2 separate regions of the Homo sapiens genome follow, and region 2 is linked to region 1. A link is a loop called in an ENCODE intact Hi-C map of the cell type or tissue named here. Cell type or tissue: MCF 10A. All regions are shown on one strand. Each heading gives the region's core, and the rest is flanking DNA. Links, peaks and the distances in the headings are about the cores only.

Evidence for each region. Hi-C counts contacts between places; a loop is a spot of excess contacts. Peaks named below come from ENCODE experiments on the same cell type or tissue, not always from the same donor. Only the 100,000 strongest peaks of a DNase experiment are listed, where the experiment ranks them.
Region 2: a loop joins it to region 1, with 7 times the contacts of the local background. A loop is called at or near these places in 2 of 110 quality-filtered maps.

Annotation. Positions count from the first base shown.
Region 1 is chr9:134,852,745-134,867,772 of GRCh38, forward strand. The region is part of intron 1 of LOC101448202 (a long non-coding RNA gene); the gene reads right to left. It also overlaps a transcript of FCN2 not described here. Among named protein-coding and RNA genes, the nearest start is that of MIR3689F, 9.5 kb to the left of the region's middle. RefSeq lists enhancers at 5,100-5,249, 5,540-5,829, 11,233-11,961, 11,962-12,689. In MCF 10A, for the core only: no CTCF peak of the experiment used is centred there; a DNase peak (open chromatin) is centred at 5,947.
Region 2 is chr9:134,772,758-134,787,613 of GRCh38, forward strand. It overlaps COL5A1 (collagen type V alpha 1 chain), which reads left to right. Exons shown (of 66, transcript NM_000093.5): 26 at 33-77; 27 at 2,102-2,155; 28 at 7,345-7,389; 29 at 9,910-9,963; 30 at 12,232-12,339; 31 at 13,238-13,291. LOC124902301 (a long non-coding RNA gene) reads right to left here and starts at 3,123. Exons shown (of 2, transcript XR_007061843.1): 1 at 460-3,123. RefSeq lists enhancers at 564-1,065, 5,476-6,085, 5,640-5,899, 11,499-12,451 and a silencer at 4,818-4,963. In MCF 10A, for the core only: CTCF peaks have their summits at 6,326 (motif pointing right) and 9,342 (motif pointing right); DNase peaks (open chromatin) are centred at 6,314 and 6,564.

The DNA of each region.
Region 1 (15,028 bases), core at 2,422-10,421:
AGTTGGAGGTGTGCGCAGGTAGCATCGTGTGTGCTTTAGGTGGAGTTGGAGGTGTGCCCATGTAACAAACAGTGGGTGCTTTAGATGCAGACATAAAACATAAGCATATATTTTACATACATATCATAGGAAACATACCACTGCATGGAGATGTGGGAGTCAGATTTAAATATTTCTAATATAATGAAACTACCCAGAGCATAAAAGGGAGCCATTCATTCTGATCCAACAATCTCACAAATGAGACTTTGTCACGAGAGCAATTTCAACAGAGGAGAAGAAACAGGCTGAGGATCCAATCAAAGTGAGGCAGGCTGTCCAGGAAGGCCATGTGGCCGTCTGGGGGTGGTGGATGTGCAACTGTAGTACATGGGAAGAGCAGACCCGGCGACAAGGTCCCACAGCCCTGGGGTGACCACTGAGGCATGGGAGGCATGGATGTTTGTCCAGATTTCCCCTGACAAAATGGCCTGCAAGATGAGAAAGCAGCATCCCCATCCTTGCCCAGGGGCCCTGGGAAGCCCATCCTGACCTCCCAGCAGTGTTCAAGGGGACGCTGCTCCCCCAGGAGAGCCCCTCCAGACATACAAGGCTCAGGCACACAGCCTGTGTTTCCAGTATGGCCAGGTCTCCAAAGGACTCTGAGGTCTGGGAGACCATCCCCAGCTCTGTGGGCTGTCCCCATCATGCCCTCAGCCTGGGAAAGATGGCAGGGGATGGAGGGACTGGGCCTGCTCCTCCTCCCCTCCTGCCAGCTCCCCTCCCAAGCTGGGAGAACTTGCAGGCTGCCTTGGCTCGACTCAGGTTGGGTTGTGATGACCCAGTAGCCTCTCTTGGAGACTGGGGACTGTTTCTGTACCCCAGCCAGGAAAACACCACTTTCTAGTAATATCCCAGGAGTGAATACTTCCACAAAAGCCACATGCACTTTCTGCCCCAAACATCTTGCTTTTTTTCTTTCCAATTGGCAAATGGAAATCACGTAGGTTTGGGAGAAGCCTAATTCCCCGACATCTGTTGAGAACTGACATGTTTAACAGAGCAAGAATCTCACTACCCTTTGGGACTTTCTCAAATTCATTTTAAAACTAGAAGCCACTAGACTGAATGCTCCTTAGAAGGGTCGGGATGATTTCAAAGACTCTTCCTAAAGGTGGGAGACTGATCATATAAGGGCAGCCTGCTCTGTGCTTGCGTTCTTTACCGCTGTATCACAAATGATCCCAAAGCCTGGAGGCTCAAAACCACACCTGTGTGTCATCTCACAGCTTCCGAGGGTCAGGAATCCAGAAACATCTCAGAGGATCTCTGCCTCGGGATCCCTCTTGCCCCAAAATTGCAATCAAGGTGTCACCCAGGACTGGGGTCTTATCCGGAGCTCATCTGGGGAGAGCTCCACTTCCAAACTCACTCACTGTGGTTGGCAGCATTCGGGTCCTTGAGTGCCATTGGACTGAGGGCCTCAGGTGGTGACTAGCTGTTGGCTGGAGGCCACCCTCAGTTCTTTATGATGTGGACCTCCCAGCACAGCCACCTGCTCCATCACAACCACAAGAGGAGAGTCTGCTAGCAAGATGGAAGCACCATCTTTTATGCCAATCACAGAAGGGATGCTCCATGTCCCTTGCTATATTCTGTGGGTTGGAAGCAAATTACTACGCCCAGCCCAGATTCAAGGGGAGGGGACTCCACAAGGTTGAGGGAGCAGCTTGGGGAGCAGCGGTGCCAGCTTTGTGTCAGCCTGCTTAGGGTTCGGGAGGCGTGAGTGTCGATGCCTGTGTGCTCTTCAACTCTGGGACCTGAAGTGTGTTTCTTAAACATTCATGCATGGGATGGGTCAGAAGCGAGATGTCCGGCTGCCTGGTTCCCTCATCCACAAAACAGACTGTGCTTCCACAGCTTGTAGGGTCAGATGAGTTCATGGCTGGGACACGCTTTCTCCCAGGGCCCCAGCAACTGTCATGCACTCAATCACACCAGTGCTGCTCACCATGTGCTGGCCAGGGGATCTCAGGGTGCCACTGATCACAGAGCAATCTCTTAGTGTCCAGAACCTGCGGGCTGTGCGGCCTTGGCTTGGCGAGTGCGTATCTTGAGAGAAGAGAATGTCCTGCCTGCGATGACCTCAAGTACACCCAGAGACCAGACTCACAACTGAGACCCCCAACCCCCGAGAGCCACCCAGAGGTTAGGAACCCCCAGGCTGAGCGCCGAGCCTGCTCCAAGCTGGTGGAGTGTTCAGGACGGGCTTCCAGGAAGAGGTGAGATCTCACCTTCCACAAGAAGGTGGAACGTGGAGACGTACCGAAGAAGCCATTTGGATACCTTTCTCAAGCACGCCTTTGTGATGTCTGTCTGTCTGTTGGAGGTCTGCATGGAATGCTGTTCTTGGAAGAGCCCTCTGCCCTTTGCGCTTGGAGGCTGGATCCTAGAGCTGACCCTCTGTAGCTCTCTCCCAGATTCCAAAAGAGGAGAGTGCAAAATGAGAAGAGGTGGCCGTCCACAGTGGGGTAGAGGGAGCCCCCTTTTTCATAGCTGGAGCCAAGACAACCAGGGTGGGAGCTTGGGCCACATGCCGCCAGTCCACATTGGTCCAGCTCCAACCCTGTCCCACGGCAAATGTCATGGGGGAGACAGCCATTCCCTCAGGTGAGGCAGGTGGAGGTCGATGTGGGCCTGGGAATAGGGCCATCTGGCATTCGCTGTGCCCCACCTGAGCTCCCACTGCCCATGCAGCACCAGCAGGCTCTGGGGAAGGATGCAGATCCCAGGTGAAGTGGATCTGACCCAGGCCTGGAATGATGAATTCCCAACTTCCCTGACCCTGCCTGTGTCTGCCTCAGCTCAGGGAAAGCCGCCCTGCTAAGCTGGGTTCCTCCCTCCCGGGGGCATCCCAGGTGTGAGGAGTTCCACGGGGCTGGCTGGGTGCAAGCCTCCCACCCACTCCCAGCCACGGTACTGATGCCAGATGCCACGCCACTTTCTCAAGTTCTGTTGGCTTCGACTCTTCCTGGAAACACACCACTCCCGTCTCATGCTCCCCAAGGCAGGGCAGGCTCCACGAGCCCGTGGCTCTGCCTTACCTCCCTGGAGCCTTGCCCACCCAACTTTCGTGCCAGGCATGGGAGTCGATTAGATCAGTGCCGGGCACGCAATAAAGACTGTGCTAGTGGGAGTCAGCCATGATCATCTCGTTCTGCACTTTCTTGAGAGACAGAGGCAGGGCAGATATTGAAGCAGGAGCGTAGCCTGGCCCAGGGCTTTGGTTCTGATGAGAGTAGGCAGGGAGCGGGGGGCACCGTTTGTCAAAGCTCCACATTCAGGCTCATGGTGGGCATGGAAGGTGTGGATCTAGGCTCCACGCTTGGAGCCAGGTGACAAGAGAAGATTGGACTAAAAGAAGAGAGCTGCTTCTCCTTCACCCTCAGGGGAGCCTCTGGAGACAGAGGGCAGGGCCTGGGAGCCCCCGGAAAGGGCTGACAGTGTTCTCACACTTGAGCCTGCTTCAGAGCCACCTGGAAGTTTTCCTAAAACCGTTTGCAGGGTGCCCTCTAGCTCCCCCTCAACCCCTCCCTCCCTGCTAAGGGCCTGGTTCAGTAGGTATGGGGCGGCACCGAGAATGTGTGTTTCTAGAAAGTGTACAGGTATTGCTGCTGCTTGAAATAGGCAGGATTTGCTAGGCTTCCCAGACTTCTCTCAACCCAGCCAGGTCATACTCAAAGTAAGGTACCTCCTACCCCGTGGATTCACAAAAATACACCCCCAAGCTTCCTCTGACACTAAAATTCCACTGTAAAGAAATTCACTCCTCCCATATAAGGCTTGGAATATCATTAAAATCCAAGCGTCTCGAAGACTCGACAGGTGTGTTGTTGTTGTTTCAGATGCAGTTTCAATGTTTCGTCCAGACTGGCGTGATCTTGGCTCACTGCAACTTCTGCCTTCTGGTTTCAAGCGATTCTCCTGCCTCAGCCTCCCGAGTAGCTGGGATTACAGGCATCTGCCACCACGCCCGGCTAATTTTTGTATTTTTAGTAGAGATGGAGTTTCACCATGTTGGCCAGACTGGTCTCGAACTCCTGACCTCGTGATCTGCCTGCCTCAGCCTCCCAAAGTGCTGGGATTACAGGCATGAACCACCATGCCCGGCCAGGTGTTTTTCTTATAAACCACTCTAGCAAGGTTCTGATCCTTTGGTAGAAATCAATTTGACAACCTTTATTTAGGGTAGAGTTTTGGCACAGAAGAAAAGATCCTGAGAAAGAAGAGAAAGTGTGGAGGGCTCCTCTAATGGATGGAGGCCAAGAGTGTGCTGCATGTGGCACTAAGAGCCAGTCTCACCCACTTCATCACTCATCACGGAGGAAGGTGTTATTTCTCTCCTGTTTGAGACCCCGCTGGATGTAACTATGGGTGGAGGACACTGCGGTCTCACATACTGGTTTGTTCCCCCCTAGTTGGCATCTAATTTCCCTCTGAGAGAAGAACATGATTGCTGCTCAAAAGAAAGAAGAATGAAGCACCTGGACAAGAAGCGGTTTACAGATGAATGAGGGAGGGGAATGCACAGTTGAGACAGCATCATAAGAAATGTCCTGGCGGAAGGGACGTAAACGCATTATGTGTAGATAATAAGAGTGTTCCCCATTTGGTCATAGGGTGGATGAATAGTGAAAGACAGTGCAGGAAATCAGGCGTGGCCTGGAATATGGATCGTGGCTTTGAACCCTTTACAAGGCTTACACTGTGTTCAGGAGCAGTGGACACACATCCAGGGACAGGGTTTGAGGACAGGAGATGGATGTAATCACAGCTTGGCTTTAAAAATGTGCCCATTAATGATAGACTGGATAAAGAAAATGTGGCACATATACACCATGGAATACTATGCAGCCATAAAAAAGGATGAGTTCATGTCCTTTGCAGGGACATGGATGAAGCTGGAAACCATCATTCTCAACAAACTAACACAAAAACAGAAAACCAAACATCACATGTTCTTATTCATAAGTGGGAGCTGAACAATGAGAACACATGGGCACAGGGAGGGGAACATCACATGCTGGGGCTTGTCGAGGGGTGGGGGTCAAGGGGAGGGAGAGCCTTAGGAGAAATACCTAACGTAGATGGTGGGTTGACGGGTGCAGCAACCACCATGGCACGTGTATACCTATTTAACAAACCTGCACATTCTGCACATGTACCCCAGAACTTAAAGTATAATGAAAAAAAAAAAATGTGCACCTGGCATTTGGTGTGGAAGGTAGACCCAGGAGGCACAGAGGCGGCTTCAGCAGTCTAGAGAAATAGTAAGAACATGGGGGAAAGCATAGACGACAGTCACCCTGCTCACTGCCACCCCACTTGGTGCAGGAGGGGACCCCAGGCCACCTATACAGTCAACACCTTCCACGCTGGCTCCCACCACTCCTCACCCCATCTTCTGCTCTCTGACACCCTGGCCCCCTTCCTGTGTCTCAGATCCGCCAAGACTTTTTCCTTTATGTAAGACTTTACCCCAAATATTGCATATCTGACTCATGTTTTTCAGTTCTTGACTCAAATGTCACCTTTTCAGAGAGCTTTTGTGGAACTAAAAGTTAAAAAAAAACAACAACTCACGCCTCAGACTTCTAGCATCTGACAGTTGAGAGAAGCTTACATTAGATTAACTCTCCTGTGAACAAAAATACTCTGGAAAACCTACGAAAATACAACTATTGGAAGGCAATGCAGAGTCACGATGAGGCTGAGGACTTGCTGCCAGAGATTGAGGCGACCGGAGTGGCTGGGACTGGGGTGAGAAATTCTGAAAACGAGGGAGTCATGTGGGGAAGCCCCAGCATCTGCTGACAGAACGTGTTCATAGCCTTGCCTGCCTCCTGGTGTCAACATGCAGAGATGTGGCCTCCCTCCTGGCACCTTCTCTCCTCACCAAAGTGCCATGGGCAAGACTCACAGAGAAACAGTGAGCCCCTCAGAACTGGTAGCTAAAAGCCCATGGCAGGCTGCCCGGATTCCCTGGCCCTTAGTCACCTGGATTCCAAAATACCAAATTGACATAGACTCCAATGAACCTGCTGGGGAGAAGCTGCTGGAAGGCTGGCACGGCTGAGCAGAGATTCCAGCGGCTCCCCAGGGCTGAGGAGACAACTGGAGTTCAAGCCCCACACTTTAATGAATTTGGCAAATCAGGCTTTCCATTGAGACCCAATGCTTAAGCATTATATAAGCACCATATTCCAGAACTAAAGCTTTTACCTTAGGATTAAGGACAACACAGAAGCCTTCTAACAAAGTCTAAAGCCAAGCATCCACATAATCAAAAGTGATCTTCCAGCAACTTGCCTGCCTGCTGGCACAAAGCTCAGCTTTGTCTGAGAGAGGGTACAGAATTCAGAATTCTATGACATAGCATTCACGATGCTTTGCACAGAATCAAGACTTACTAGACATGGAAGTGAAGAAGGAAAATGTAATCCATAATCAAAAGGAAAAAAAAATCAATGGAAATGAATGAATGAGTGTTCAGACGCTGAAATTTGCAAATTATTTAAATAAGTAGAATAAATATGTTAATTTGTATGCAAGAAAATTTAGATGTAATGAGTGGAGAAATGGAGGATTTCAAAAGAGATACAGAAATCTAATGACAAGCAAAGTATAAATATTAAAAGTAAAAATTTTGATATGTAAAATTAAACATTTATCAGATGGGGAATATAAGGAAGGATCAGGGAATACAAAGAAGTGTTGATAGATGTAGAAAGTAAAAAAGTTCCTCTTCAAAGTTTCCCTTCTTATTAAAGAATAAATCATAAGTATTAGAAATAATAGTTTCTTTTAAAGACTAGCTTTATGCTAGACATGCTCACAGGCATGTAGTACATTCTATGTCCTTGTACTTTAACCAAAATATCTGTGCTGGAAGTGCTCACAGGCATGTCCCAGCTCGCAGCCCATGCCCCTTCCTTATTTGGAAATGTTATTACTTTTCTAAGTCCTTTCATAAGCAAATTCCTCTTTTCCTTTGTCTTTCCATTACTTTTACCTATTTAAAAAAGTTTTAAACTGTTAGCCAATCAGGTTTTAGTTTAGATTGTAAGGTCTGGCTCCTGCCAATGGAGACAGGACACAGCAGCAGGGACAAACTGCGTAAGGAATAAAAATTGCTTCCCTCCTTTGTTCGGATGTGCTCTCGCCATTATTCCATCTGCGATGAGCACTCTTTCTGCAGAAAGTACAAAAGGCCTTGCTGAGAGGATTAAATTTATGTTCAAATGCTATTTCTTTGCAGCACTGGGGAACAAGCATTCTGTTTCTACATAAACATTTTTACATGTGACATAGATACCAAAGTTGAGGCATGGAAAATAAAGTTTCTAGAACAAGTGCACAAAGCCTCCGTCTTCACTGGGAAGGTAGTGAGCAAACTGAGAGAGTGCAATTGCAGTCCAAAGAAGGGAGAGGGAAGATGAGGCAGAAGAATCGTTCAAGAAATACTGGCCAAAACTTTCTAAATCTGATCAAGAGCATGAACCTGCATATCTAAGATCTCGATGAAACCCTAGCAGGAGGCCGGGCACGATGGCTCACGCCTGTTATCCCAGCACTTTGGGAGGCTGAGACGGGTGGATCATCTGAGGTTAGGAGTTCAAGACCAGCCTGACCAACATGGTGAAACCCTGTCTCTACTAAAAATACAAAATTAGCCAGGCGTGGTGATGCATGCCAGTAATCCCAGCTACTCGGGAGGCTGAGGCAGGAGAATCGCCTGAACCTGGGAGGCAGAGGTTGCAGTGAGCCGAGATCACGCCACTGCACTCCGGCCTGGGCAACAAGAGTGAAATTCCGTTTTGGGGAGGAAAAAAAAAAGCAAACCCTAGCAGGATAAACACAAAGAAAAAATCGCACCAAGGCGTACTGCCAAAAACAAAAGGTCAAGGGAAAACCTTTTTTGTTTTTTGAGACGGAGTCTCGCTCAGACCTTCCACTTCCACTGTTCTTCCACCTTCCCTACGGATCAGCGTTTCCATCTGGTAACACCTCCCCGAGCTGTAGACCTCCCTTCAGCGTTGCTGGGGGTATGGATCTGCTGGCAACAAATTCTCTCAGCTTTCACTCAACTGAAAAAAGTCTCATTTCACCTTCATTTTTGAATCATCTAGTTACAATTCTAAGTTAAGAATTTTTGTCTTGCAGCAACTTAGAAATGTTCTTTCATTATCTTCTCCTTTTATGATGAGAAGTCGTTTACCCTTCTGATTAATTTTTCCTTTTTTCTTCTTCTCCGGTTATTTTTAAGATTTTCCTTTAAACGGTGTGGTGGCTCACACCTGTAATCCTAGCACTTTGGGAGGCTGAGGCGGGTGAAGGTTAGGAGTTCTAGACCAGCCTGGCCAACATGGTGAAACCCCATCTCTACTAAAAATACATGGTGGCTGTGCCTGTAGTCCCAGCTACTTGGGAGGCTGAGGCATGAGAATCACTTAAACCAGGGAGGCAGAGGTTGCAGCGAGCCAAGATGGCACCACTGCACTCCAGCCTGGGTGACGGAGTGAGACTCCATCTCAAAATAAATAAACAAATGAAAATAAATAAATAAATAAATAAATAAATAAAAAGCCAACAGAGGAGAGAGAATGAAGTACTAAAACATGCTTGACCAGCTCAAGGCAAGATAGGTAAGATAGAACAAAGATAGGATATGAAATAAATAGCAAGATGGTACCCCTAACAGAACCATATCGATAATTACATTAAACGTAAATCAACTAAACACTCAGAAGGCACAGGTTGTCAGGATGGATTTTTTTTTTTTTTAAAAGAAGGATCCAGTGACTCGCTGTTTACAAGAAGGCACTTGCAGGGACAAACAGGATGAAAGCAAATGAATAGAGAAACACACACCACACAAACAGTGACCTTGCGACGTACCCTACAGATAGCCTCAGTTCATTTTCCTGCGTGCTCAGCAACCACTGTTTCCTGTTCCCAGTCACACAACCAGGCTGCGTTCCCTAGTGTTCCTTGCAGTCACCCAGCTGTGGTTCAGGTGGGGCCGAGGGGCAACAGGTGGAAGGGAGGTGCTCCATCACCATTAGGCACCAGGGAGTCACCAGAAGCCCCTGCCACGGGCACCCCCATGCTCTCTTCCAGTTCCAAGTGGCTGGAGTGGAGACCCACCTCAGGACAGGGGCCACATATGGAACGTGGAAAAGCCACATGCTAGAAGAAGCTGGGGACCTGGAATCACTGTGGAAGGAGAGGTGTCTGGCCAGGGGCACTTACCCTGTACTTTTATGACAGCAACAAATAAACGTGTGTGTGTGTGCGTGCATGTGTGTGTGTGCGCGTGTATGTGTGCATGCATGTGCATGTCCGTGTGTGTGTGCATGTCTGCGTGCATGTGTGTGTGTATGTGTGTGTGTGCCTACATGTGCATGTCCGTGTGTGTGCGCATGTGTGTGTGTGCGTGTGTGTGTAGCCACTGAGATAGCTGTTTCAGTTTGCTTTTCCTTAATAATACTCTCTACTCGTATTTACTTTGCAGCCCACATTGCTTTCTTGAGATATATGATCTGATATTATAATTATGCATTCATTTGTTTGTCTAGTTGTTTATTTTCTGTTTGCCCTCAATAGAACAGGTTTCTAGAGCACAAGGACCAGTCTTTCTGTTCCCTACTGCACCACAGGGCATAAAACAGTACCTGGCACATAGTAGGTGTTTATTAAACACAAGCCCTTTTTCTCTTGTACTTATGAGACCACAATAGTTGGAAGCCAAATCCCTGTGTGCTGGCGCAGGGAATGCTACTATAGAGCATCCATAGGGAGGCTGGGGGTGGGGCAGGAGCATCTGTAGACCCATAGAGAGCTCTGTGGACCCCGTTTTCTCATCCTTAGCAAAAAAGCCCTCAGAGGTCCCGCAGCCGACCTGTGCCTGGTCCCGGTGATGTGGGTGGTTCCCTCCACGGTATTTTATTGCTTACTTTTATTTCTCGCACAGAGATCACTCTGTGAATTACTTCGTTTTTTAAAAAAGATCGATTCAAATGTAATTTTTTCATTGTATTAAAATCACAATTTCGAAAGTCCAGTGCTTCTTGAGACTTTAAATTTGGCTGATAAACCGTGTTCTACCCGTTACAGGCAAATGTTAATAACTTCCTTTATGAGGCCTGTGGATAATTCTTGGTCCATCACAGACTTAGTTTATTTAATAGCTTTAAACATTTTAATTGCACTTCCAAAATTAATATGTTTAAATTTATGTTTTAGTACTTCAGCATTCCACCTTTAGCAAAACCTTCTGAGTATAAACTAATTTTTCAAAATCTAATAATTTAAACATATGACTGTGGGGGGAGGTCTCTTAAATGTTCCAAAACTACACACACACTACAGTTTTCCACATAAAATCACTAACTCATTCAATTCCTCGATTTCACATTTTCAATTGGATTATCAGGGTGTCACTGACATAGGCCAAATTCTCCAATACTCAAAATACCAAATTGACATAGATTGCTTTACGCTAAAATATTCATACTGTGAGGTTCAATTTCTTGATTCTGTCTAGACTTTAGAAGAAACACACACCTACTCAGGAGGCCGTCTCCACTCAGGGAGCCCAGGTGACTAAGGGCCCGGGAGTCTGGGCAGCCTGCCGTGGGCTTTTAGCTACCAGCTGTGTGAGTCTTGCCCGTGGCACTTTGGTGAGAAGAGAAGGTGCCAGGAGGGAGGCCACATCTCTGGGTTCCGTTTCCACACATCCCTGGGAGCCCGCCCTTCCCAGCCACGTTCTGCTCACACTGGGTCTGGCACGGTCAAAGTCGAGGTCTTTAAATGGCTTTGTGTTTTCAGGCCTGTATGACGCCAGGGACGTGGAGCTGGTCTGCCATGGATGAGCCTCACAGGGCTTTTTCCACTTGGGGTCATGAATCTAACCCTTTTGACACCTGCGCAGGGGCCATTGGTGGTGCAACTGGGGCCACAGCCTGCCACCTCTCCCTAATGGGACCGAACCCGAGGCCAGCATTTGCTTCAGGATTTGCTTTTCTCTAAAAGGCTTTGAAGCTGGGGCCAATCCACCAGTTCCCCTGTTCAGGGGGCAGGTGTCCAATGGCCCCCCGCGGGCAATTTCATGCCACCCATCCCCACCCCTTCCCCCGCCCCCACCTGAAGCTGCTGCCGTCCCATTCACAGTCCTGCGTCTTTGCAGCACCGGCTTGGACGGGAGCCTGATCCAGTGCCAGCGTGCCACCCCTTGGCAAGGCTCCTGGTCCGCTCACACCACTTTTCGCCAGCCAATGTCCTCTAGGGTTGCAACCAACTCCCTGCATGCTGGCCCAGGGAGGTTCCTGGTAATCATCCTGCTTCCCTCTCCCTCCCCTGGGAACCACTCAGACCGCAGTGGACGTTCCTAAACTTCTGTGGACTCACGGCAGATTCTCTGCAAGAGATTTCCTCAAGGGCTGGATTCCACAAGCCCTTCTGTCCTGCTGCGGGCCTCAGGCAGTGTTCCCGCCAAGCTTTCCCTAAAGACACAAACAGGCAGGCCCTTCCCACACGGGCCTCAGGGAGCCTTCTGCTGGGCAGAGCGTCCCTGCCAGGGGAAGCCAGGCTCGTTAAGTGGGAAGCCTGTGGGGCCTGCGGAAGACAGCGGCCCTGAGGCTGTCTCCACCGCCAGTTGGTGCCACCAAGCCTTCGGGAGGGAGTGGCCATCCCCACTGGGGTTGGGAAATGGAGAGAGAGGTTACAGTGGGTGGCTGCAGCCCTGTAAGAACCACGGAGTTCCTTCAGTGGCAAAGACCAGAGCCCCAGGGCTGAGCCGAGCTGCCGTAGCCATGGGACCTGCTCTCCTGGCCCTCTCCTTCCTGTGGACCATGGCCTTGACTGAAGACACCTGTCCAGGTGAGTCAGCCCCCCGGTGGGTAGAACCTTAGAGCGATCACACTCCGGGAAGCTGACAGCGGCCACCTGCTGACCACTCACAGCACGCCAGGCCCGGTACTATGCCCTTTGTGAAGGTTCCTGCCTCATTTTCTCAACAGATTGTTTTAAGCCTCACCCTTTAAAGACCAGACAGAGGCTCAAAGAAACAGATGCAGCCTAACACGGGGGTTAGGAACAGGGCCCTGGGGCCAAACGGGCCAGGTCCCAAATTCAGAGCATGCAGCAGGGCCGTCTCCCCGGGGCCGAATCCTCCTCCGCAGAAGGGCCGTCGTGAGAGTCCCACCAGCTGTGTGAGGAGGCAGTGGGCGTACAGGGCGCTGGCGGGCAGTGGGCCTAGTCAGAGCCTGTGCCACGATCAATGTCACTGGAAGACCACCCAGCTGGACGTGGCCAGCAAAGTCAAGTCCCAGCTCTGCAGGGAATTTGGCCTGGGATGTGCCTGGCACTGGGACAGGTGGTCCCCACTGTGTCCCTGATGTAGCCCAGTGAGGTCGATGTGGCACCTAGGCTCCAGATCTTCCCTGGGCTTCTGGGGGCACTCAGGTGATTCCCAGCAGCTCCACCTTCTGGGGGAGGCTCTGGCCCCCCTGCATTGCAGCCATGCTGGAGTACGTTGCTCTGAACTCAGAACCAGGGATGGCTTCCAAAAACCCTAGTAGGCGCCATGGTCTGAGCCTGCTCGTGGTGGACCAGGGGCCAGGGTAATGGTGGGTCCCATGGAGAAAGGCCCCGAGTGGGGCTAGGAAGAAAACACACACTACAGAGGCCCTTTCACTGGTTATGTTATGGGTGAGTTAACTTTTTCCCCCAAACATGTCTTATTTTCTAGATTATCCTACATTATTAAGTATTCATTGTTTAATGAGAAAAATTAAGCAAATAAAAAAAGTGGTCTACACTTGTTCTGACCAGTGAGCCAGGGGTGAGGACAGATAAAAAAAAAATCCACCAAGCAGTGGCAGCTGCCATGTCTCTGGTGAGAGCACCGCTCTGGTCCATGGTCTCTTAGAGCACCCTTAGCAGGGCATATTGATTTCATAATCAACAAAATGAAAAATATTTTTTCAAAGCAACTTCAGCAAAGTCTCAGGATACAAAATCAATGTGCAAAAATCACAAGCATTCTTATACACCAACAACAGACAAACAGAGAGCCAAATCATGAGTGAACTCCCATTCACAATTGCTTCAAAGAGAATAAAATACCTAGGAATCCAACTTACAAGGGATGTGAAGGACCTCTTCGAGGAGAACTACAAACCACTGCTCAAGGAAATAAAAGAGGATACAAACAAATGGAAGAACATTCCATGCTCATGGGTAGGAAGAATCAATATTGTGAAAATGGCCATACTGCCCAAGGTAATTTACAGATTCAATGCCATCCCCATAAAGCTACCAATGACTTTCTTCACAGAATTGGAAAAAACTACTTTAAAGTTCATATGGAACCAAAAAAGAGCCCACATCGCCAAGGCAATCCTAAGCCAAAAGAACAAAGCTGGAGGCATCACACTACCTGACTTCAAACTATACTACAAGGCTACAGTAACCAAAACAGCATGGTACTGGTACCAAAACAGAGATATAGATCAATGGAACAGAACAGAGCCCTCAGAAATAACGCCGCATATCTACAACTATCTGATCTTTGACAAACCTGAGAAAAACAAGCAATGGGGAAAGGATTCCCTATTTAATAAATGGTGCTGGGAAAACTGGCTAGCCATATGTAGAAAGCTGAAACTGGAACCCTTCCTTACACCTTATACAAAAATCAATTCAAGATGGATTAAAGACTTAAATGTTAGACCTAAAACCATAAAAACCCTAGAAGAAAACCTAGGCATTACCATTCAGGACATAGGCATGGGCAAGGACTTCATGTCCAAAACACCAAAAACAATGGCAACAAAAGCCAAAATTGACAAATGGGATCTAATTAAACTAAAGAGCTTCTGCACAGCAAAAGAAACTACCATCAGAGTGAACAGGCAACCTACAAAATGGGAGAAAATTTTTGCAACCTACTCATCTGACAAAGGGCTAATATCCAGAATCTACAATGAACTCAAACAAATTTACAAGAAAAAAACAAACAACCCCATCAAAAAGTGGGCAAAGGACATGAACAGACACTTCTCAAAAGAAGACATTTATGCAGCCAAAAAACACATGAAAAAATGCTCATCATGACTGGCCATCAGAGAAATGCAAATCAAAACCACAATGAGATACCATCTCACACCAGTTAGAATGGCAATCATTAAAAAGTCAGGAAACAACAGGTGCTGGAGAGGATGTGGAGAAATAGGAACACTTTTACACTGTTGGTGGGACTGTAAACTAGTTCAACCATTGTGGAAGTCAGTGTGGTGATTCCTCAGGGATCTAGAACTAGAAATACCATTTGACCCAGCCATCCCATTACTGGGTATATACCCAAAGGACTATAAATCATGCTGCTATAAAGACACATGCACACGTATGTTTATTGCGGCATTATTCACAATAGCAAAGACTTGGAACCAACCCAAATGTCCAACAATGATAGACTGGATTAAGAAAATGTGGCACATATACACCATGGAATACTATGCAGCCATAAAAAATGATGAGTTCACAACCTTTGTAGGGACATGGATGAAATTGGAAATCATCATTCTCAGTAAACTATCACAAGAACAAAAAACCAAACACCGCATATTCTCACTCATAGGTGGGAATTGAACAATGAGATCACATGGACACAGGAAGGGGAACATCACATTCTGGGGACTGTGGTGGGGTGGGGGGAGGGGGGAGGGATAGCATTGGGAGATATACCTAATGCTAGATGACGAGTTAGTGGGTGCAGCACACCAGCATGGCACATGTATACATATGTAACTAACCTGCACATTGTACCCATGTACCCTAAAACTTAAACTATAATAAAAAAAAAATTGGGGATACTTTAAAAAAAAAAAAAAAAGAAGTAAACAACCTTGGTTTGGCTGCAGCTGTGCCACACCTGGCTCTGTGTCCTTGGACCCCACACTGCCCCTCTCCAGAGGACCTAGAAAGC
Region 2 (14,856 bases), core at 2,988-10,987, 79 kb before region 1:
CTGACTAATCAATGCTTCTTCTTTTGTGACAGGGACACCCTGGCAAAGAAGGCCCTCCAGGAGAGAAAGGAGGTCAGGTGGGTGCTCGCCACGCCCTCCTACCCTTCAGCATCCAGGTGGGGCGGGTCCAGGTGCTCTGGGCTCAGCCTCTGCTCAGGGACATCCAGCTTGGAAAGGAAGGAGCCGGGGACACTCAGCCCTTCCTCAGGTGTCTCCGCCAAGGGACCCAGCCTGGGGGGGACACAGGCCTTTTCCCCAAGAAGCGGGGCACCCCTCTCTGGGTCAGTGCCCCTCACCCCACCCTCCAGTTGCTGCCCATGACCGGATCGGGTGCCCATGACCAGATGGGGTGTGGGCAGCAGGGCAGTGTCTCCGTGTTCAGCCCTGGTCTTGACTCTGCACAAGCTGGGTGGCCTTTGAGTTTTGGGGAGATGCTATTATGAATGGGGACAGACCTACCAGGTCACGCCGGTGCCAGGGATGGAGTCTTTCTATGGATGACTGTGTCCGACACTGTGAGCGGCTTGTGGTTCCTCCTGCGGGGCCTGCTGGGCTGCGAGGGTCCCATGCAGCACGTCCACCAGCGCCTTCTCTCCACTGCGATTCATGACAAAGCTGCTGGGCTGCAAGCACCTCTGTGGGAAGAGCCTCCAGACGGGAGGAGTAGCCAGTGGGGACTGCTCTTGCTGTCCTGGTGTGCGCCAACCTTCGTTCACCCCAAGACTGCTTTTCTTGTGTGTTGAAACCGCACACCGAGCTCATGGTCGTCGGGAGCCTGGGGCTGAGGGCAGAGGCCCACCTGCTCCAGGGTTCCAGAGGCCCCAGTTGTCACAGGCTCTGGAATCGGGCCTGATTAACATTTATCTCTTGAAGCAGGGCCTGTGCAGGCAAGATGGGGTCTGGGGCCTGGTCCCAGCTCCCCTTGCCAAGGGTGTGGTAGGCCAGGACTGACCCTCCAGGGCAGCAGAGCTAGCGCCAGTCCTCACAGGGAGTTCAATTTCCAGTGCCAGGCCTGCTGGGCAGTGGCACTTCTCCAACGTGCTGCCTCTGAGACCCAGAGCGGTCTGAGATTCGCCACTTCTGCCCCGTTCCCTCTCTTGAAGGTCGCAGCAGCCACTGGGGTGAACCCTCCCCTCGGCCCTTGGCTTCCGTTCACCATGGGAGACCCAGTTCCCGCTGCCTCCAGTGGGGAGTTTACCAGCCCTCCTCCCTGGGCACAGCCTCTTATCATCAGAGGTGGAGGCAGCACCTGGGGCCACCAGAGCTCGCACAGTGCCCGGAACTGGTGCTGACAGGTGGTTGGCACTTGGAGCCCACAGCACAGGCCCACTGTTCTGAGAGCTGGCTTTTCAACTGGAACGAGAGGCATTCACTTACTCCCTGGGACTTCCTGAGTTCCTCTATGTGCCAGGCATCCTGTTAGCGATGGGATACAGCAGGGAGCAAGGCAGACCGGGCCCGGGCCTCAGAGCTGCAGCCTTGCAGAGGAGGCCACCAAGCCCATCCTGCCTGGGAGCTCCAGCCGCTGCCGTGACACCATGTGGAAAGGGGGCTGGGAGGGAGGCGGTGGGAGCCGTTCATCATGCTGGAGTCTTGGGCTGGGGGCATGGGGGCTGGATGCCCACCCCCATGAGCTCTAGTTGAGCATCGGCGAGGCCCTTGGCTGCTGGAGGATGTCTCTTCCCTGTCTAGCAGCCTTGTCCCTTCTCCCAGCCGGAAGCTCTCCTGATTTATTCCAAGGACCTTAGGCTGGGAATGCATTTCTTTAGGGACAACACTCCTTGCAGAGCTCCAACGCTGACCTTTCACCGTCTCACTGTTCCCCCAGCCTATCCCTTATTTCCCTGACTGCCGGGGTGGGGCCAGCGTTTGCTTCACCTCTGTGTCCCGCTCAGCATGAGACACAGCCACACCTCCACTGTCAGTGCAGGCTGTGAACACCTGTGCGAGTCTCCCACGGGGGGCCTCTCTGGAGGCTCTGAGCTGGGATGTTCGCCCTGCTCTCAGCAGGAGGGGTATGCCGAACTCTGGAGTTTCCTGATGTTCCCCAGGCACCTCCACACTGGCATGGGGCTAACGGTCTTTTTCTGTTTGGTTTTAGGGTCCACCTGGCCCCCAGGGTCCGATTGGCTACCCAGGTCCTCGAGGAGTCAAGGTGAGAGAGACTCACGCCACTCCAGGTCGTCCTGGAGGTCAGGGTTGGGACTGTGGGCCTTGGCGTGGCTGGTTTTAGGGAATTCTCTGTGGTTTAATGTCCCTGCTATTCAGTCTGGAGTAGCCCAGTCCTCCCAGTCACTTGTGTGGACGCTAGGTCTCAGGACAGCGGGCCTGAGCAGGTGAGGGTGTGACCAGCTAGAGTCAGGAGGGCTGATATGGAGCACAGGACAGTCTGCAGTCTGGTGACGACGCCAGGGGCGCGCTGGCGGCCATCTGTCAGGACGGGACACGTCCTTTTGCTTCTTGCCTCTTTAATTGTTGCCATTTGTCAGGCTTCTGTCACTCTCCTCGCAGACAGCAGATCCCGGCTGAAGCCAAGAGCCTGGCCTCTTTCCTGGGGAAGCTCGGAAACATTTCTTCCCAGCCATTTGCACATTCCGAGTGAGAAACAGAGTCTGTCTCCACCGATAGCATCTGGGTGGGCCAGCGCTGTCGCAAGGCGGAGTTCATGGGAGCTGTCCATTTATTCACAATCATTCGTGTTTCTGCCATGACGGGCTCTGACAACCTCGTTACATGGGGCGCACAGCTCCAGAGCAATATCCCAGACACAGGTCCCCTCTGTCACAGCCCAGCTAACTGTGTTTGCTCTGAGCTGGGTAATGCAATCTCGAGTTGTGCTGCTCTCTGGACACGGCACGTTCTGTGTAGACAGACATACCCCTAGGCGCACGCGGACCAGCTCTCCTCTTCCTCTGAGAATGGGGACTTGCGGTATCTTAAAGGCTCATGATGATTCTTTCCTTCAAGATGCTTTTAACTGGATGTGAAGGAATATGTGTGTATATATAGCAACTAGTCAAGCTTGAGGGATTTGTAGAAATGACTCACCAGCTCCCCTGCCCCTCACCTCCCTGGTCTGAAGGGCTTTATGCTTTTCAAACATTGTTGCACATCAGAAGTGTGTGGCCGCCCTGGGGCATGGAGGCCAACTGGAAACTGTCGTCTGCTCCGAATCAACCCTCCTGACTCTGGCTGGTCACCCCTCACCTGCTCTGAGAGCCCAAGACATCAGTTTTCAGTGACATGCCCCAGATTACACTAAAATCGAGGCTGCTGTCAGAAATCAAACCAGGTTCCAAATCAAGTGCCCCACCCTTGTCCCCCGGAGGCCCCGACTTCCATTTCCCAGGAATGAGGACCTTCCAAGTTCACGAGGTATTGAAGAGAGACCTCCCAACGGTTGGGAGCCTTAGGCGAGTCAGGTTTTTCCCTAAAGCCAGCTTCTACCAGCAAAATGCCTAGCGAATTTTATAAGGGTGATAATTTAGTAGAAATGCTGATTATGTGAGTTCTATAGCATGTTTATTTTACAAATTCCTGTCGCATAGCAGAAGCCTCTGCCAACTCCCATACATGGCTAATTGCATAACGCTGCTTCTGTGAGCTAAAAAGGTGTTTGCTTTAAAATGTTTATGGAGAATGCTCTTATCTTGCCTATCTGATTAAAATTCATTCATGACATGAGCAATCCAGTTAGACTTGGAAGCAGAGGGTGGAAGGAAAACCGAGGTTTAAAATTATTTTCATCGGGGAAAAAGTTTCTCATACTCCTGTGCATTTGGAAATGTGAGTGGTGTCGGCGCCTCACGAGTTTGGCCCGGGTGGCAGTGATGGTGGCAGGGCGTGGGATTGCGTGGGCCGAGCTGCCGCCATTTGAGGTGAATAGTCCTTGGTGAGAGGGGGCCCGTTATTTTCCACCAAAGCCCTACCTTCTTCCCAGGAAAAGGTTCTTAGTCCAGTGGGGCTGCTATAACCAAAAGACCCTAAAATGGGTGGCTTGTAAACAACAGGGAATTATTTCTCACAGTCCTGGAGGCTGGGAATTCCAAGATCACAGCACCAGCAGATGCAGTGTCTGCGGAAGGCTGCTGTCTAGTTCCTTGATGGTCCCGTCTCACTGTGTCCACACATAGCAGAAGAGGGGGGACGAGCACCCTGGGGCCTCTGGTAAAGGCATAATCCTAATCACAGGGGCTCCACCCTGTGACCCAGTCAGTCACCTCCCCACAGCCCCACCTCCTAGTTCCATTGCCTCAGGTATTGGGGTTCACCATATGAGTTTTTGGTGGACACAGACATTCAGGCCACAGCAGGCTCGTGTTCCTTTGAGTTCACTGACCTTTAGCCCACCTCCAGGCTTCCCTCTGCCTTGCACGTCTGAAGGGGCACCTGTTTAAGCTTGACTGTCAGCAGAGTCAAATCCACCCCTCGTTTAGCCCCCAGCTGCTAGGGGGTTGCCAGGAGGCCCCAAATATGAGTTCACATCCAGGCCTTGGGCGAAAGCCTGTCCCTCTCTGGGCTGTGCGCACATCTGGTCCCAGCCGTGCTGCAGCTCCTGAGTGCTCCTTCCCGGGGCGGCTGGCCGGCCGAGTCACGGATGCCCCAATCCAGCCCTTCCCAGCCAGGGCCACTTCCTGCATGACTGGGGAGTGCCCTCTAATGGGAGGTGCTGCTCACCCCACCACGGACACAGCAGCCCCAATGTCAACAGCCCCGTGGCCAAGAAGCCCTGGGAAGTGCTGGTTCTGTCTAGTTGGTCCCATTCCTCCTACGGGGATCCTGAAACGGTAGAACTGTAGGACCGGGAGGGGTCTCAGGAGGCTGCGGCTGGTTCTGTCTAGTTGGTCCCATTCCTCCGATGGGGATCCTCAAACGGTAGAACTGTAGGACCGAGAGGGGTCTCAGGAGGCTGCGGTCCTACCTGCCTGCTCTCAGCAGGGCATGGGCAGGGAGGGAGCAGCAGCGTCCCCCAGCCTGCCCAGCCAGAGGGAGGAGAGCTGGTGCCAATGCCCCCGGGTGCTGTGCCAGGGAGTTTAGTGCTCCTGGGAAATAATGCCAGCCACACAAACCCAGTCCCCCAGGACTCAGGGCAGGGAGGGGCAGCTGGACATCACCTTGCATTCAGGATCAGACGCTGCTGAGCAGGCTCAACCCTGATTGTATTCTCAGCCACACCTGCGATTTTCCTGTGCGTTTCAGAGGAAATAAGCAGAATCCAAAGTTGCTCTTCTATTTTGCAAGTATGGTGAGGACTCAAAACTGCCCTAAGAAAAGAAAGTAGCTCATCTCCTAAAAAGCCCTTCTTGGTGGGGTTCTGGGGCTGTTGTCTCTGAGGCGATGCCACGCCGTGGTGAGACGGCAGGTGGTTTTCTGGGGCCCCCAGCTCTGTGTCAGCCAGCGTGGCCCTACCTGTTCTCTTTTCAAAACTCTGGGGGCTTCCAGCCAGGATTGCTTTGGAAGAAGGCATCTGCTAGGAAAAAAACACCACCAAGTGCTTAGAAACCACTCGCCTCTCAGCAGCTGGCCCAGCTGAGTCACTTCTCACCTTCCTGGGCTGCCCGGGCCCACAGGTGCTGCCAAGCGCGTGCTGTGCTCAGTGGGGGCAGTGGCCTGCAGCAGGCTGTTCTGAGCCTCCTCGCGGCTTGGCTGGTCGTTCCCACTCAGCCCTGGAATACGCAAGCTGTGTTTGTCCGGCGCTTCCTCTCCATCTTGAGGTCCATGTCCCATCTCAGGCTGGGGTAGAGACTAGCGTAGGAGAGGCTTGTTTGGAGTCGGCCTCCCTGCTTGGGCCAGTGCTGTTTCTGAGCTGTGCCCTGTCCCCCCAAGGCGCTCCATGCTGGCCCACATTAGTGTGCCAAGTGCCAGGCCAGACGAACCAGAGCTGCTCCGAGCCCACCTTGCCCTCCCGGCTGCCTCCGCCCTGTGCTGGGCGTAGAGGGAGGTGTCCCAGGCCTCTCCACTAGTGGTGGCGGCCAGGTGTGAAGCAGACATGACTTCAGCAATGGTGCCTGCAGGTGTAGTGGCAGAACTCTTGCTTGTCTCCGGTGCTCCAAATCCTCCAGTGATTATGGTTCAGGGCAACCACGCCGCTGCCCTGTCTGCGTGGCTGGAAGTGCCTTGCAGCTGGCACTGGAGTGGAAGGCGTTTCTGCAGTTACATCCGCAGCTCCTTGGCAGAGCCAGGGCACGCAGCCCAAGGCCAGCCACCTCTGCAGAAAGGAGCTCCTCCGTGTCTCCATCCCTTCCCAGAGCCCCTCCCTCTCCAGGACCTGGGGAAAGGCCAGAACTGCCAAGTATGTGGGAAGTTCTGACCACCAGAGGGCAGCCGGCAGGCCCTGCGTCCTCCAGTGCTCTGTGGCCCCGGCTTCAGCCTCAGCCTGGAATCCCGGTGCCGGGGGCAGTGTGGCTTCTCTCTCTCTCTCAAGTCCCACGGGCAGGTGGCCTGAGGTAGCCCGAGGTAGTCTCTCTAGCTAAAAGTCACCCTGCTGGGAGGGCTGAAGTCAAAGACATTAACAGCAAGGGTGTGGCTGCGTAATTCCACCCCACAGATTTACCTCCACTGCCCCAGGCGCTTGGCACAGTGAGAGTGTCAGAGAAATAGTCCTGGGCCCCGTCCCAGAAACTCCTGTTCAGCAGGGAGGTGGGATGGTGTGTCCTGAACTCATGACAACTGCAATAAATATGTTATCATCATTCATTAGTAATATCACAGTATCATCTCTTCATGTTAACACGGAGTTGAAATACATGGCACTGGGCTTCTGTTTATTGACACCTGCTGTGTGCTGGGTGCTAGGTGCTGTTCTGAGAGCTTAGCAGGCATTTCCCTCCCAACAGTGGTAACGAGGTAAGGGTTGTCGTCCTCTCCACTTCCCAAATGAGGAAACTGAGGCACGCAGGAGTCTGGGGCATTGTCAGAGGCCATGGAGGGGGAGCTGGGACCTAATCAAGTCTGCCTTAGACCTCACCTCCTGCTTCCTCCCCAAACCTCTGAAAGGTGGGGGTGTTTCTAGAAGATGATGCTATAATGGGAAGCAGGAGGGGTGTGTTGGCTGCCGGGTGTGGGCCCTTGGAAGGGCGGGTCCAGAGCTTGGGCTGGAAGGTGGGGGATGGGTTTGGGTCTTTGCATGAAGAACAGGAGTCAGTGGAGTCAGCCCAGGAATTGTGGACACGCTGGGCCTCCTGAGGCCACAGGGGGACATATGGGAGGAAGTGTGTTGAGGGCAGGGCGCTGGCCTCATCTGTCAGCTTCAGCGAGCTCAGCCTGTCTTGACACGCCTGCGACAGCTCTAGAAAGGCTGAGACTTGTAACCATTCACTCCTTTTTCTTTTCCCACCCGCACAGGGGGCCGATGGCATCCGTGGTCTGAAGGGCACAAAGGGCGAGAAGGTAAGTCTCTCCTTGCAGCCACGGGGCCCCCTGCTTAGTCCGGAGCCGAATTCCAGCCAGCGGGGCCCTCCCACAATGCTTCTTCCATGAAACCAGCTGAGGTGGATGTCGCCTCTGAGTACTGAGGGGGATGGATGCCACTCTGTGGAAAGTGTCTCTGTTTGCAGACGGAAGAAGAGTAAGTTGAGGATAGGCCCTCGGGTCCCCAGGGGCACATCTCCTAGCAGAGCTGAGTGGGTCCAGGGTTTGTGTCTCTGCACAAGGAGAAGGCCTTGGCCCCAGAGACAACACACGGCCCCCCACGTGCCTGCAGGGGCCAGTGGACACCTGTCACCCTCCCCACTCCCAGGTGGGCCGCCTTGCATGGCCGCTGGCACGAGGGTCCACTTAGTTGTTAGATGTTCATCCCTGGGCAGCCCAAGCTGCAGAAACTCACAGTGTGCAGCAGAGCCAGGCAGGGAGGGAGAGAGGCCGTGCCATTGGCCATGGTCCGTGGGGGCAGGTCAGGCCTAAGCAGATCACTGTGGTGAAGACAAAGCTAAACTACACCCCCATGCATGCCTGCCAGAGTCAGAAGCTTGGGTGCAGCCTGCAGCGGCGACAGCCTGAGCCACATGGAGCTGCGTGGCCGGCCACCTTTCTCTTCTCACTGTGGTGGAAGGAAGCTCAGAGCCAAATCCAAGGCCCAGTTATGACACAGATTTAGGCCTCAGGGGCGGCCTCACCGTGCCACCCTCCCCACCGTGGCCTCACGCTCTGTTGTGGGTTCGCCCTGCCATGCCGTGTAGCCATGCAATACTTGCTTTCCGTAAGGCATGTTGGTCCCCTTTGCTGGGCAGACTCTGGGCTCTCCCCTGGCCACGGCGGCCTGCGGGGCTGGAGTGCGGGTGCTGGCGTGATGGTCCACGTGCCGAGACTCCTTATTTGCTACCTGTCGAAGATGTCGCTTGGATCCTTTCTTGTGAAATCTGCCGGCCTTAAAGCCATTCCCGAGGGGACGCATTGAGTGGCCACAACTGGATCAGAAATGATGTGGCAGCAGGAACGCTCTTGTTCCACGGAGTTTGTTGAGCGTGCTGGTCCCTGGTTTCTGTTCTTAGTGTCTGCCCTTGTGGGAGGACCGGCCAGGAGGCCTGAGCCTGTGCCATCTCGGCTCCTTCCCAAGGGCATCCGCACAGCGGAATCCTAAGTCCTCATCCGGGAAAGCTGAGCAGTTTGGCCTCTCCAAGAGCACTGCTTTCTACGTGGAGCCCGTCGGGGCTTCGGAACACGAGGGCCTTACGAACACAGGGTCCCCATCCCAGAATTCCATCCCGTTGGTCCCCGGGAGGCTCCCTCACCTGAGGACCTTTCATCCTTTCCAAGGTGGCTTCACAGAGTCCAGCTTTGCCGCTTGATCTTGTCACGTTTGTCCCTAGCCAGAGACAGGGCTGCCTGAGATGATACTGATTGGGCTGTGCAGGGGATGCCTTCTTGCCAGGAGAGCTCCCGCACTGTTCCCGAGGGCCACGCAGGCAGCCCGACATGGTCTGGGGAAGGAGTGGGGCAGTGCCAAGGGACCGTCTTTGTGGACTTCTGCATTATTTGTGGCCGCTGCTCAGCTTCCAGCACTATGTGAACACTGTGAACAAGTGCCTTGAGGCCCTGGGAGCCCCGGGAGCTGGCGCTGGCTGGAAAGGGCTGGATTCTCACTGCACAGAAAGCTGCCTCCCTTGCGTGTGCCCCCAGCCGGGCCTTGAATGTTTACGACCGGCTGAGTCCCCAGATCCTGTCCTTTCACTCTTTTTGGATCAAGATGTAGCCCCTGAATAATGACAGGAAAAGCCCAGCCAAGGGTCCCCTCTCTGGGAGCCACCCGTGCCCTCTGCTGAAGGATCTGAGGGCTTTTGCCCTGCGGTTTCCGGGATGGGGAACGTCTAGACCAGGGACTCAAACGGACAGCAGGGGGCACTGACGCGCGGCAGCCTCACTTGGGTCCCAGGTTCACCAGTAACCCAGGGGTGCGCGGGCCGCTGACTTCCCCCGCCACCCCCGGCAACACCCCTACCCTTCAGAAAGCACTGCCTGTTACTGCAGTGCCGGCAAGAGCAGGCGTTAGGGATTCTTTGCAGGGGCATTTTCATCCAGCTCCCCGTCCTCAATTGTCACCCCCTTTACCCGTCACTTCAGTGCTTCAGTGCTGATGGGACGCCACAGAGTGCACTGAGAAATGATACCGGGAGCTCAGGGGCCTGGGCTTGCTGAGGCCTCGCCATGCAGAACATTCAGATTCAAACTGGGCCTGCCCAAGAAGCAGGGACGCAGCTCTCTCCAGCTTCAGAACGTTACAGCTGGGAACGCAGAGCTCATGGGAAAGCCATTCTCGAGGGATGGGCCCCAAGCCCACCCCGTCCGGGCCATGTGCTGCCCCCCAAGCGTGGGGGACCTGGTGCTGAGTGTGGTTGTTTGGAGCGGGGAAGGGACCGCCAGGGAGGCGGGTCCTCTTGCCTAGACTAGGGCACTCTCTTGTCCCATATTCAGGGTGAAGACGGCTTTCCTGGGTTTAAAGGAGACATGGGCATCAAGGGTGATCGGGTGAGCATCTCAGGTTTGGGATTTGGGCTGGGGAAAGCTGGGTGGGCTTGGCCGTGTGGGAGGGGGTGGGGATGTTTGCCGCCACAGGGCAGCTTCTCAGAATGGAGGTAAACTCTTGGTAGAGATTCCTGGTGGGAAGGGGACAGTGGCGTGGAGCCCAGGGCCCGACTCTCTCCAGCTCCTCTTCACCTCCTCTTCCTCAGTTTGCCCCTTGGGGACTGGGAATAACCTGTGGTCGCCAGCTCCTCCGCCCAGTGTCCCACACAGGGGGTCAGTGGGGCTGGGTTCACTTCTGACTGCACCTGTGGACTGCAGAGTTACTCACCTGACTCAAGAGGGATAAGCGGTGCCTGGGAAGAGAAAAGAGAGCAGCTACGGAAATGACCCAGCCTACCGAAGGAGCGCAGCTGCTGCCCAGGCCACACGGCCGGCGCCCACAGGGCAGCACGCGACGTGGGTCTAGGATCCCTGTGAGCCTGGGGAGCGTCCTGGTCCCCAGACAGTTCTTCAGGGTCCCTGGGACTCCCACACAGTCCTGTGGTCTGTGATTTTGGCTCAGGAGACCTGGCTTATTTTTAAATGAATAATTTAGCTCGGCTCCAGAGAAAGCCGGTGGGTGCTGGGAGGGACTGGGGCTTGCCGGCAACCACAGAAAGTGACGGGCTGCACGTTCCTGTAATTAAAGAGAAGGTGACGCAAAGGGCACGAAGGAAGGGTAGGGAGCTCTTAGAGCAGCCAGGGTGGCCAAAAGACTCTTGGAGGTTTCCCCAGTAACCTCTCAGCGAGCAGAAGCCCAGCAGAAGGAACCGAAGACGCCTCGGCCTCCGGTGGGCACAGCCGTGGTGACAGCTGTGCACGCACCGGGACGGACATCTGTCGGCTGCAGCAGGGCTGTCACCCAGCTGCCGCAGTCATCCCCCTGCAGCACCGGCTCGCAGGTGGCTTTCCAGAACAGGAAAGCCCCACACACTTGGCACTTCGTCCCAACCTGGCAGGCAAAAGGCAGAGGCAATCTGCACCTCTGTGGGAAGGAAGGGGGAGGAAGGAGGGGATCTCTTGCGCAATGTTGTCCCAGTTAAGTTGCTGCTAAAGGCACCCATTCTAGAACTTCTTTCCTAGTAGAAGGCTCCTGAATCCCCACATCCCAGCGGCTTCTCGGTTTGATGGTGAAAGTCCTTTTCTCCTCCTTTCTGATGCCTCTGTTCACACATGTGGCGTCCACGTGACGAGGGTGCAGCTTCAGAAGAGATGACACACGTTCCCGTGCCAGGGCTCCGAGAGTGGAGCTCTCGTTGCCATGGGACGAGGGTGGGATGCAGGGGTGGGACCCATCCTGAGCCCAGGGAACAGGACCCCATATGCGGACCTCTTCAGAGAGCACAGCCTGGCACTTTGCACCTTCTCGGTGCTCTGTAAATGTGTGCCGGGTTATTTTGTTGAACGAGAGGAACACCTCTTAGGGACAGAGAGTTCCTGACCCGATGACAGATTAGAGCCTCAGAATTAGGAAGTTATTCATTTTTCTCTATCTGAGCAATACACATTTCTGTTGTGGGCTTGCACCACTGCTTTACAGCTGCTCTTAGAGACAGATGATCAGAGGAGGATCCATCCATTGCTGGACAAAGAGTGCCGGGAAGGGCATTTAGAGACTCTGCCGTAGCGCTACCATTGCCTGGGCAGGCTCCAGAGCCCTCTCCCCTTTCTGAGCCCCGAGCTCCCAATCTGTAACTTGAGGAAGTTGGACGAGGCGGAATTTAAGCCCGTCTGTTCCTGGGACGCCTCCTGAGGCCCTCCCGTGTGCTCGTTATGCCCAGGTAACTGCCCCATCCGGGGCTGGGGTCCACTTCCATACCTCCTGGGGTTTCAGAAGCAGCAGCAGCTCCCAGTCACTCTGCTCTATTTGGAGAAACAGCAATTCAGAGCTACTATTGTTAACCAAAGTTATTTTAGCTAAGAGGCACTCAATTTAGAGAAGGTAATTGGGAAGTAGGAGCCTGCAGCCTTGAGAAAATAAATAGCAGGCAACCTCGGTGCAGAGACCAGCTTCCGCAGAGCCCGGGAGCCCGGGAATTCGCGGTACAATGCGCTCGCTTTGTCAGTGGCTCCGGGAGCAGCTCCGTGGTCTGAGTGAGGCCGAGCTGGTGGAGCAGCTCTGACCACAGGGTGCCTGTGACCTGTCCCCTTGCTCCTTGCTCTCAGAATGGTGGTGGAGAATAGTGTGTGTGCGGGGGGTGGTCTTCTCACCTCCTCTTTTCTGGCTTGCAGGGGGAGATCGGCCCACCCGGTCCCAGGGGAGAAGATGGCCCTGAAGGCCCAAAGGGTCGCGGAGGTCCCAATGGTGACCCCGGTCCTCTGGGACCCCCTGGGGAGAAGGTTTGTGATGTGGGACGTTCAGCCACTTTCTTGGGAGGGATCTGACAGGCCCTTCCCCATGGCCTCGGGCTCCCGTTGGCTGTGGCTGCCCTAGGCATGGGGTGGGGGTGATTCCTGAGCGGGCTCCTGTCTCCACCCTGGGTTCTCTCTGCTGTTCCTATGAAGCTGTTGGTTGAATGATGACCCTTTCCTTGTCCCGGGTTCGCCCTTTCCCAGCCCTCCACCATCGCCTTGGAAGGCTCCTTCCTCCCGGTGGCTACAAAGCCTGCGTTCTGAGCCCCAACATTCCAGGACCCCGTCCTTGTCACATTCCCGCCTCCACAGCTGGGTAATAACGGTGTCCCCACCATGGCCTGAAGGTGTGGCAGCCTGGCAGGAAGGAAGGCCGGGGTCCTTGGAGCAGGCTCTGGGCATGCAGCCATCAATAGGCCTGCAGTTTCCAGCTGTGGGAGGCTCCTGGGCCAGCCACACACCCTGGCTCCACCCTGTTTCCACCCTGGGCTCAGGCAGGAATGGTGCATGCAGTGGTCCAGACTTCCTGCCCTATCCTGCTACGTGGACCCATACAAAAGGGCTCAGAGGTGCCCCAGGATGAACACGCTGAGTTGAGGCATTTGCCTCTAATCGCTTTGCTCCACAGTGGCAAGACCTCTCCTCCAGGGGCCTTCGCTTCTTCCTCGGTGCAGGGACCATCGGGTACCCCCTGGATTTCATGGGTGCTGGCAGTCACCCTCCACCTAGGGCAGGCAGGGCTTCTGCATAATGACGTGTGCCCCCGCCTCTGGAAACCACACCCTCCTCCAGGCCCCTGCCAGAACGCATGTCCTTTCTCTCTGCTCCGGGGAAACGGATGGAGCAATACCGTGCTGGCCATTAATGCAACTCTTTCTTCCCCCAGGGAAAACTCGGAGTCCCAGGGTTACCAGGGTATCCAGGAAGACAAGGACCAAAGGTAACTTCTGGCCGTGTTAGGTGTCCCGGGACAGGCGGAGGGATGTTCTGCCCGGTCTCCCCACCCTGCATCCGGCCGTGTTAGGTGTCCCGGCACAGGTGGAAGGATGTTCTGCCGATAACTTCTGGCCATGTTACGTGTCCTGGTGCAGGCGTGGGGGTTGTACCGCCAGGCCTCCTCACCTTGCATCCAGCTATGTTAGGTGTCCCGGGACAGGTGGAGGGATGCTCCACCGGCCGTCTCCACCCTGCACAGGTTCATCCACTCCCCATCCTTGGGGGCGTGTGTGACACTGTGGCTCTCAGCCTCCACCGTGTTCACTGCCTTCTGCATTAATTTGCCGAGTTGAAAGGAGGCTCTTGGGCAATGAGTCTTCTGCCCCAGTCGGCACAGACACCTGGGGTCCTTCTGGGATCCTCCTGGAGTCCCCTGCAGTCTTCTGCACCTGTTGCTTGGCTGGTGGCCCTTTTCCCCTGGGTTGTCCATACCCAGAATCCGTGGGATGGTCGCCTCTCAACTCTACCTCACCGGCGATTTGAAGGCTATTTGCTCATAATGGAGTATAAAAGAAAAAGGAAACCTTTCTTATGTGAAATCATGTTCAGGTTTAAGTGAAACAGCTCCTTGAGGCTTTGGAAATCATTGAAAATGTTATTTTTTTTCAAATCTCACATTTTATTATTCATGGTTCTTCCTTAAAGAATAACCAGCTGCCTGCACTGGAGACATAATTAACAGCCGAAGCGGGGTCCCGTCTTTCTCAGATCTGCCTCTGCCCGAGGCATCTCCTTTTAGCCTCAGCACCTTTTCGGTCTCACTGGAGCAGTCTTGTTAACAGGAGGACGGGCGTGGTGGGCTGAGGCTGCCCTCCAGGTATTTCCATTCTCATTAAGGAAATGCTCCTGTCCGTCCTTCCTGTGGAATGCGAAGCCCCCTGCTCCGTGTGTGTGGATGCACACCCCATATGCAGGAGAGGTAGCTTGCTGTGAAACAGGAATTTCATTTAGGATCTAACAGTGGCTCGTTGAACGTGGGTGTGATGTAGCTGCTGACCGCAGCATCGTCACTGAATGTGGTCAAAGGGGCTGATGGGCACTTTTCCTCTCTTAATATACATCCCTCTGGGGATGGAAAGAAGAGAAGTTTGGGAAAGATGGGTGGTCTAAATCAAGTCCAGGCAACTTTTTGGAAAGGAATGGTACATGTGTCCTGGGCAGAGACTAGAAGTAGCCATCAGCACAGTGACCCGGTTTCTGAACTGAGCTCTGTGTCACCTGCACTGAGGTTTCCTGGGTCCTGCCCCCTGCCTAGATTGGCAGGCGGGCGTGTGAGTGGCTTGGCTGAACTCAGTCCCCTGTGAGAAATACAAGGTTTGGACATGTGTGAGCTCTTCATGGATACAAGTGTGCATTCAGGACAGGATTTTAAGCCAGACAAATAGAGACCTGCCAAAGACAGTGGCCAGCGCCAACCCTGTGGGCAGCTGAGCGACCTCACTGCGGTGCTGCTTCCTGTGTGGGTGTTTGGATATTCACCAGGTCAGAGTCCCTAAATCCATCTCTGGT